2 separate regions of the Homo sapiens genome follow, and region 2 is linked to region 1. A link is a loop called in an ENCODE intact Hi-C map of the cell type or tissue named here. Cell type or tissue: endothelial cell of umbilical vein. All regions are shown on one strand. Links, peaks and the distances in the headings refer to the core of each region. The heading gives the core; the rest is flanking DNA. Region 1 overlaps RFX3 (regulatory factor X3). Region 2 overlaps RFX3 (regulatory factor X3).

The links. A loop is a pair of places that touch in the nucleus more often than their neighbours do. Peaks named below come from ENCODE experiments on the same cell type or tissue, not always from the same donor. Only the 100,000 strongest peaks of a DNase experiment are listed, where the experiment ranks them.
Region 2: a loop joins it to region 1, with 2.0 times the contacts of the local background. A loop is called at or near these places in 3 of 110 quality-filtered maps.

What each region holds. Positions count from the first base shown.
Region 1 is chr9:3,320,111-3,323,036 of GRCh38, forward strand. The region is part of intron 4 of RFX3 (regulatory factor X3); the gene reads right to left. Among named protein-coding and RNA genes, the nearest start is that of LINC01231, 140 kb to the left of the region's middle. In endothelial cell of umbilical vein, for the core only: no CTCF peak of the experiment used is centred there; a DNase peak (open chromatin) is centred at 1,251; H3K27ac peaks cover 953 bases.
Region 2 is chr9:3,239,094-3,242,019 of GRCh38, forward strand. All of the region lies in intron 15 of RFX3 (regulatory factor X3), which reads right to left. Among named protein-coding and RNA genes, the nearest start is that of LINC01231, 59 kb to the left of the region's middle. In endothelial cell of umbilical vein, for the core only: a CTCF peak has its summit at 1,770 (motif pointing right); a DNase peak (open chromatin) is centred at 1,788.

The DNA of each region.
Region 1 (2,926 bases), core at 263-2,762:
TTTGGGGAATATGACCAAATAGATATAATGTATAATCATTAAGAGCTTGTCCAAAATTTTTAAAAATAACAAGTGACTTCTTTTTTTTAATAGATAATATATTCACATGCCTCCCACCTTTTATTCTTCATGTATCCTTCCTAAAGACATCTTTAGGATTGGCTGGGCGTGGTGGCTCACGCCTGTAGTCCCAGCACTTTGGGAAGCTGAGGCAGGCGGATCACTTGAGGCCAGGAGTTTGAGACCAGCCTGGCCAAAACAGGGAAACCCCATGTCTACCAAAAATTACAAAAGCTAGCCGGGTGTGGTGGCGCATGCCTGTACTCAGCTACTTGGGAGGATGAGGCAGGAGAATCACTTGAACCTGGGAGTCAGAGGTTGCAGTGAGCCGAGATCAAACCACCGCGTTCCAGCCTAGGTGACACAGCAAGACTGTCCCACCCCCTCCATAAAAAAAAACAAAAAAAAAAACTTTAGGATATCTTATATAAGCACATAGTAATATGTGTTTCTATTTACACACACACACACTACTCTGCTTTTTCGCTCAACATGGAGACTTTTTTCATATAAATGTGTACATATGTGTGTGTGCATATATATACATACATACACACACATATGTGCCTATATATACATATAATGCATGCTACATAGCATATATATATATATATATATATATATATATATATATATATATAGCCTCATTATCTAGGGGCTACATGTAATTCCACTTAAGAGATAAAAGTACTAACGTTTATTTGCATATTTCCCTGCTGATGGATAAGGCAGTTTCCAGTCTTTTTCTTTTTTGAGACAGAGTCTCTGTTGCCTAGGCTGGAGTACAATGGCGTGATCTTGGCCCACTGCAAACTCCACCTCCTAGGTTCAAAGCGATTCTCCTGCCTCAGCCTCCCAAGTAGCTGAGATTACAGGCATGTGCCACCAAACCCAGCTAATTTTTCTATTTTTAGTGGAGATGGGGTTTTCACCATGTTGGTCAGGCTGGTCTCGAACTCCTGACCTCAGGTGATCCACCCGCCTCAGGCTCCCAAACTGCTGGGATTACACACGTGAGCCACCGCCCCCGACCCCAATCTTTTTCTATTACAAATAAGTCTACAACAAATATAGTTTTTATGTAGCATTTCATATACATAACAGTATTATCAGTATGGTAAATTCCCGGAAGCACACTGACTGAGTCAGAGGATATGTGTATTTTTAATTTTGATAAAAAATTTCCACATTGCTCTCCAATTCTGTGCCAATTTAGATTCCCATCAATCATGATTGAGAGTACCTATTTCCTTGCACACTTGGCAAGGCTTACCAACCTCTTCCGCATTGCTTGTATGGGATGAAAGGTGGTATTTCTTTGTAGTTTATTTTTCACTTCCTTTTCATTGGACTGCCTGTTCTTGTACTTGCTCTGTTTTTGTTATTTTTTCTGATGAATTTGTAAGAGTGGTCTATAAATTTAAAAAATTAGTCCTTTGAGTATAATACCTCAAAACTTTATGCCAGTTTGTTGTTTCACCATTGCCTTTGTTTATTGTGGTTTTCTCAGCAGGATGTTTTCACCTTTACATAACTGAGTTTATCAATATTTTTCTTATAGCTTCTGGATTTTATATTATGCTTCCCACTCTAATGATAAAACACACTTTTCTATCCAAGTGAAATTAATTTTGATATAAAGACTAATATATGAACCAATCTAATTTTCTTTTATAAATATATAAATATTCAGTTGTTCCAAATATCATTTACTGATAATCCATGACTTCTCAACTCACAGGCAATGCCTCCTTTAATATATACAATATTCCTGCATGCATTTGGCCTACTTGGTCTCTAGTCTTTCATTTACTAGTCTATTCATGTGCTTAGATAATTGTTTTAATTATTATAATTTTATATACATTTTAATATCTGATAGGTTGTTTCCCTCCACCCCATCCCTCATTATTTTTCTTTTTACAAAATTTTCTATAAATTCTTGCAAGTTTATTTACATGAACAGCCTTTCTTGTCAAAAAAACTATTGGTATTATGATTGAGATTATGTTGAAACATTTTATGTTAACTTAGGGAGGTTAAATGTTTAATATTGAAATTTCTTATCCAAGAATATGGTATGCCTTTCCAGTTATTCAAGTTTCCTTTTGTATCCCTGGCGAACTTTAGGTGTTTTTTATTCAGCAATTGGATCTTGCACACTTATTATTAGTTTGTTGCCAGGCATTTTTTGTTTTTATTATAAATGAGATCTTTGTTTCCATTATATTTTCTAACTATCTAGAAAAGCTATTGATTTATTTGTGTATTAATTTTGTGGCTGGGTGCGGTGGCTCAGGCCTGTAATCCCAGCACTTTGGGAGGCCGAGGCAGGTGGATCACTTGAGGTCAGGAGTTCAAGACCAACCCAGCCAACATGATGAAACCCTGTCTCCACTAAAAATACAAAAGATTAGCTGGGTTTGGTGGCAGGTACCTGTAATCCCAGTTACTAGGGAGGCTGAGATAGGAGAATCGCTTGAACCCAGGAGGTGGAGGTTACAGTGAGCTGAGATTGTGCCACTGCACTCCAGCCTGGGTGACAGAGTGAGACTCCATCTCGAAAGAAAAAAAAATTGTACTGCCACCTTACTAAAATGTCTTATTAGTTGTTATAGTTTTTAATTTCATTCTCTATGATTTTTATCAAGTACACAATCACATCATCTACAAGTTCTGACCTCTTTACCTCCCTTTGAATTTGTATTTCCTTTCTTTTGCCTAACTGCATCTTTCCTGTAATTTTGAAAGCACAATTAAACATCACATCTTCCTTTCCTATAAGACAGATGAAAAAGTCACTCAAACTTACACTTAGTAAATTTTAAGTGTATGTGTAAAATTATTTCTAAGTCCGTAGATTACA
Region 2 (2,926 bases), core at 235-2,734, 81 kb before region 1:
TGAAATTTCAATATAAGGAGTCCAGAGCATTATTATTTTCCTTAAATGTCTCCCAAACAAGAACCAAATAAATCAAAGCATTCTGCATTTAGCACTGATACATGGTTTTGCAAGCGAGGAAAAGGTTGCTGACTTTAATTTCTAGTTTTATAATATTTGCAAGGATTAACAACATTCCATTTGGTAAAACCTTGTGTTCCTTGGTTACTTTTCTTTGTATGTGTATGTGTACTTTTCTATGTATCTTTAAATAGTTTTTATTGAAACCTGCTAAGAAGGCCAAGATCTCTGGCAGTTTGCTCCACACGTGGGCAAATCCTGCCCGCAGTGGCTGTTGGTCTTGCTGTTGTGGGCTAGACAGCTATCCTGGCAATGTGTGCTACTGGCCAATCTGTAAACAGGGCAGCATGATTCTAACTGTTCCGGCTTTTCTGCCTGCCTTGGGGACATAGCAACAGGTGTACCTAATTGTGTTTAAATGTCTAAGACACACTTACAAGTGAGTGTGCAGGCGGTGAAGTGTTCAGATTACAATATTGGCCTTAGTTGCCTTTGAAGAGAAAAGTAGCCTCAAAAACAGGAGCATTTAACACCACCATTAAGGCCAAAGCAAGAGGGGCCTTTGGCCCAAGACCCACACTATGGAGAACTCTGCTTTGTGTTTTCCATTGCCAGTCCCTTTCCTACAGTGTAAGGAGTCCACAGAGCCAGCTGGATGTGACTTCTTGGAGCCTGTGCTTCCCTCCCTCCTCCCATACCACCTCTTCTTATCTGAGACCCTAGAATTCCCTGCCCCGTGGCTCTGAGTTCCCTTCCAGGCCCTGGCAGTTCTCTTCTCCAACTCTACCATTCAGAGGCATGAAGAGACAGCCAAAAAGGGGCAGCTGTTTGCAAAAGGTAGACAAAACTTGAAGACTGGGCTGAGGTGTCCACAAATCTGAGCACAAAGCTGTTCATAATATAAGATGGGGAGTGATGAAGCAGTCTAGGGCCAGAGGCTGGCGACACGGGCTGGCTATGTCTATGTCAATATTTTCTGGTATGGAACTCAGGGGAGACAGAATTTCAAATCCAAACTCAGCCTTCCAAGTTGTTATCAAGACATATTTGTCAAGGTAGGTGGATAGAACAGATTTTATTTATAGTCTGATTCATAACTTTTAAAATATTTAGACACATGGTATCCTGGGCCCTGTAAATTGCAGGGTTGGGCCAGGCAGCATATCCTTTATGCAAGTAAAACTATTGGGGAAATAGAACGAACCTTGCTCCTAATTTAACACTGGCTCCCCTTGAAAACACCTATATTATTTAATAGGAAAGCATAGCATTAATTTATTCTATCAGAGGACTATATCTTAATTTTGATTATACCACTTCTCTTTTCTGGAAATCATTAACTGGAGAGACAATCAGAGTGGCAGTGTAGAAACATGTTCCCTTTGTACTAAGAAAACCTTCACAACAAGCATCAATCAGGTTTGAAGTGCTTGTATTATCATCACATAAGGCCCATATTCTTGCAGAGAATCTCTAATTTTTATGACATTTTATGGTAGTATATTTTATACAAGGATGGTATAAAGAAAGAAAACAATTCCTGTGAGTTTAGGAATTTGCCTATCCCAAACAAGAGTTATTTATTTATCAGGGGGGCCAGCAACCACTATCTTCACCTGTGGTTGAGAGCAAAACCACCATAAAGACAGTGTCAAAGCCAAGAGCCACTTGGGCTAGGCACAGGATGACAGAGTGTGGCAAAGTGGCCAGTAGGTGGCACCGTCATGCTTACTCTATGCCAGGGAATCTTTTTCTCTGGTTGGGTCTGCCCAAATAGCTGCAGTGCTACCTGACAAACTCTTTACTAAACAAATAACTTAGCGGTGGACTTTGCTGAAGAGGACTGTGTGCTGAGATTTCTTTCCTGATGTCTACAGTGACCATTTTAGTCCTTGAAATATTTTAAAAAGTCTTCAACTTCTATTTTGGTTTATTTCCCCACTTCTAAGCTCTTTAGGGAAATTGCTGTCGTAAGCACCCACAAAAGTCCAACTTCATAGTATTTCTCTGAAATAGTATTGACAGGCACTTTCTAAGGAGAAGGTACACTTTTTGGTCTAGGAGTTTTTTGTTTTTTTTTTTTTTGCCCAGAGTAAAGAAATCTAATGTATCAATCATGAAATCCAAGAAGACGTCCTATCAATTGGTAGTCTGTCCTTTGTACTTCCTTCCTTGAGTATTTTTAGGGTACCTATTGCATGATTATGTTTAGATCACAGTTATAAGCAAATTTTCTCCATTCCCTGAAGAGGATGAGAGGAGAGGTTATAGCCCAGAGCCAGCAGGGAAGAAAGCCACGCATAGGAAGCTAATGAGCAGGGATCCCAGAGAGAAAGAACCGCAGCCCTGGGCTGCTGAGTCAACAGATTCCTTTCTCAAATCCAAGAAGAGAAATGAACAGAATGACAAACCAGGAACAAGGAAGAAAAAATGGGACACGGAGCCAATTCTCTGGAACTTTGGGGTCACTTCTATAATTTATTTTCAAGTTGTCAGAAATTGTGCTAATGTAGATGAGCAGATTTACAACTAAAACCAAACTACGACTTCTTTAAAAAAATGTTTGATTTAGGTCTGGTCTCAGGATGGGTGTACAGGAGCTGTAGGGTGTAATTTGTTCTTTTCCGGCAGATTTAGTTTTCCAAATGCAATTTGCTTAGACTAATATTCCATTTAGTTTTCATATTCTAAATATCTACTAACAAAAAGTGCAAGGGGAAAAGATGGCAAGCGTATTAAGAGGCATCCTGTAAGGCAGAGGAAAAAAAACTCTGAAACAAAGTAATAAAAACTTTTAAGCTAGGCACCTGGCTTGTGATTGTCAGAGAGAAAATGTGTGTCTATGTGTTTGTGTGTTTGGGGGAGT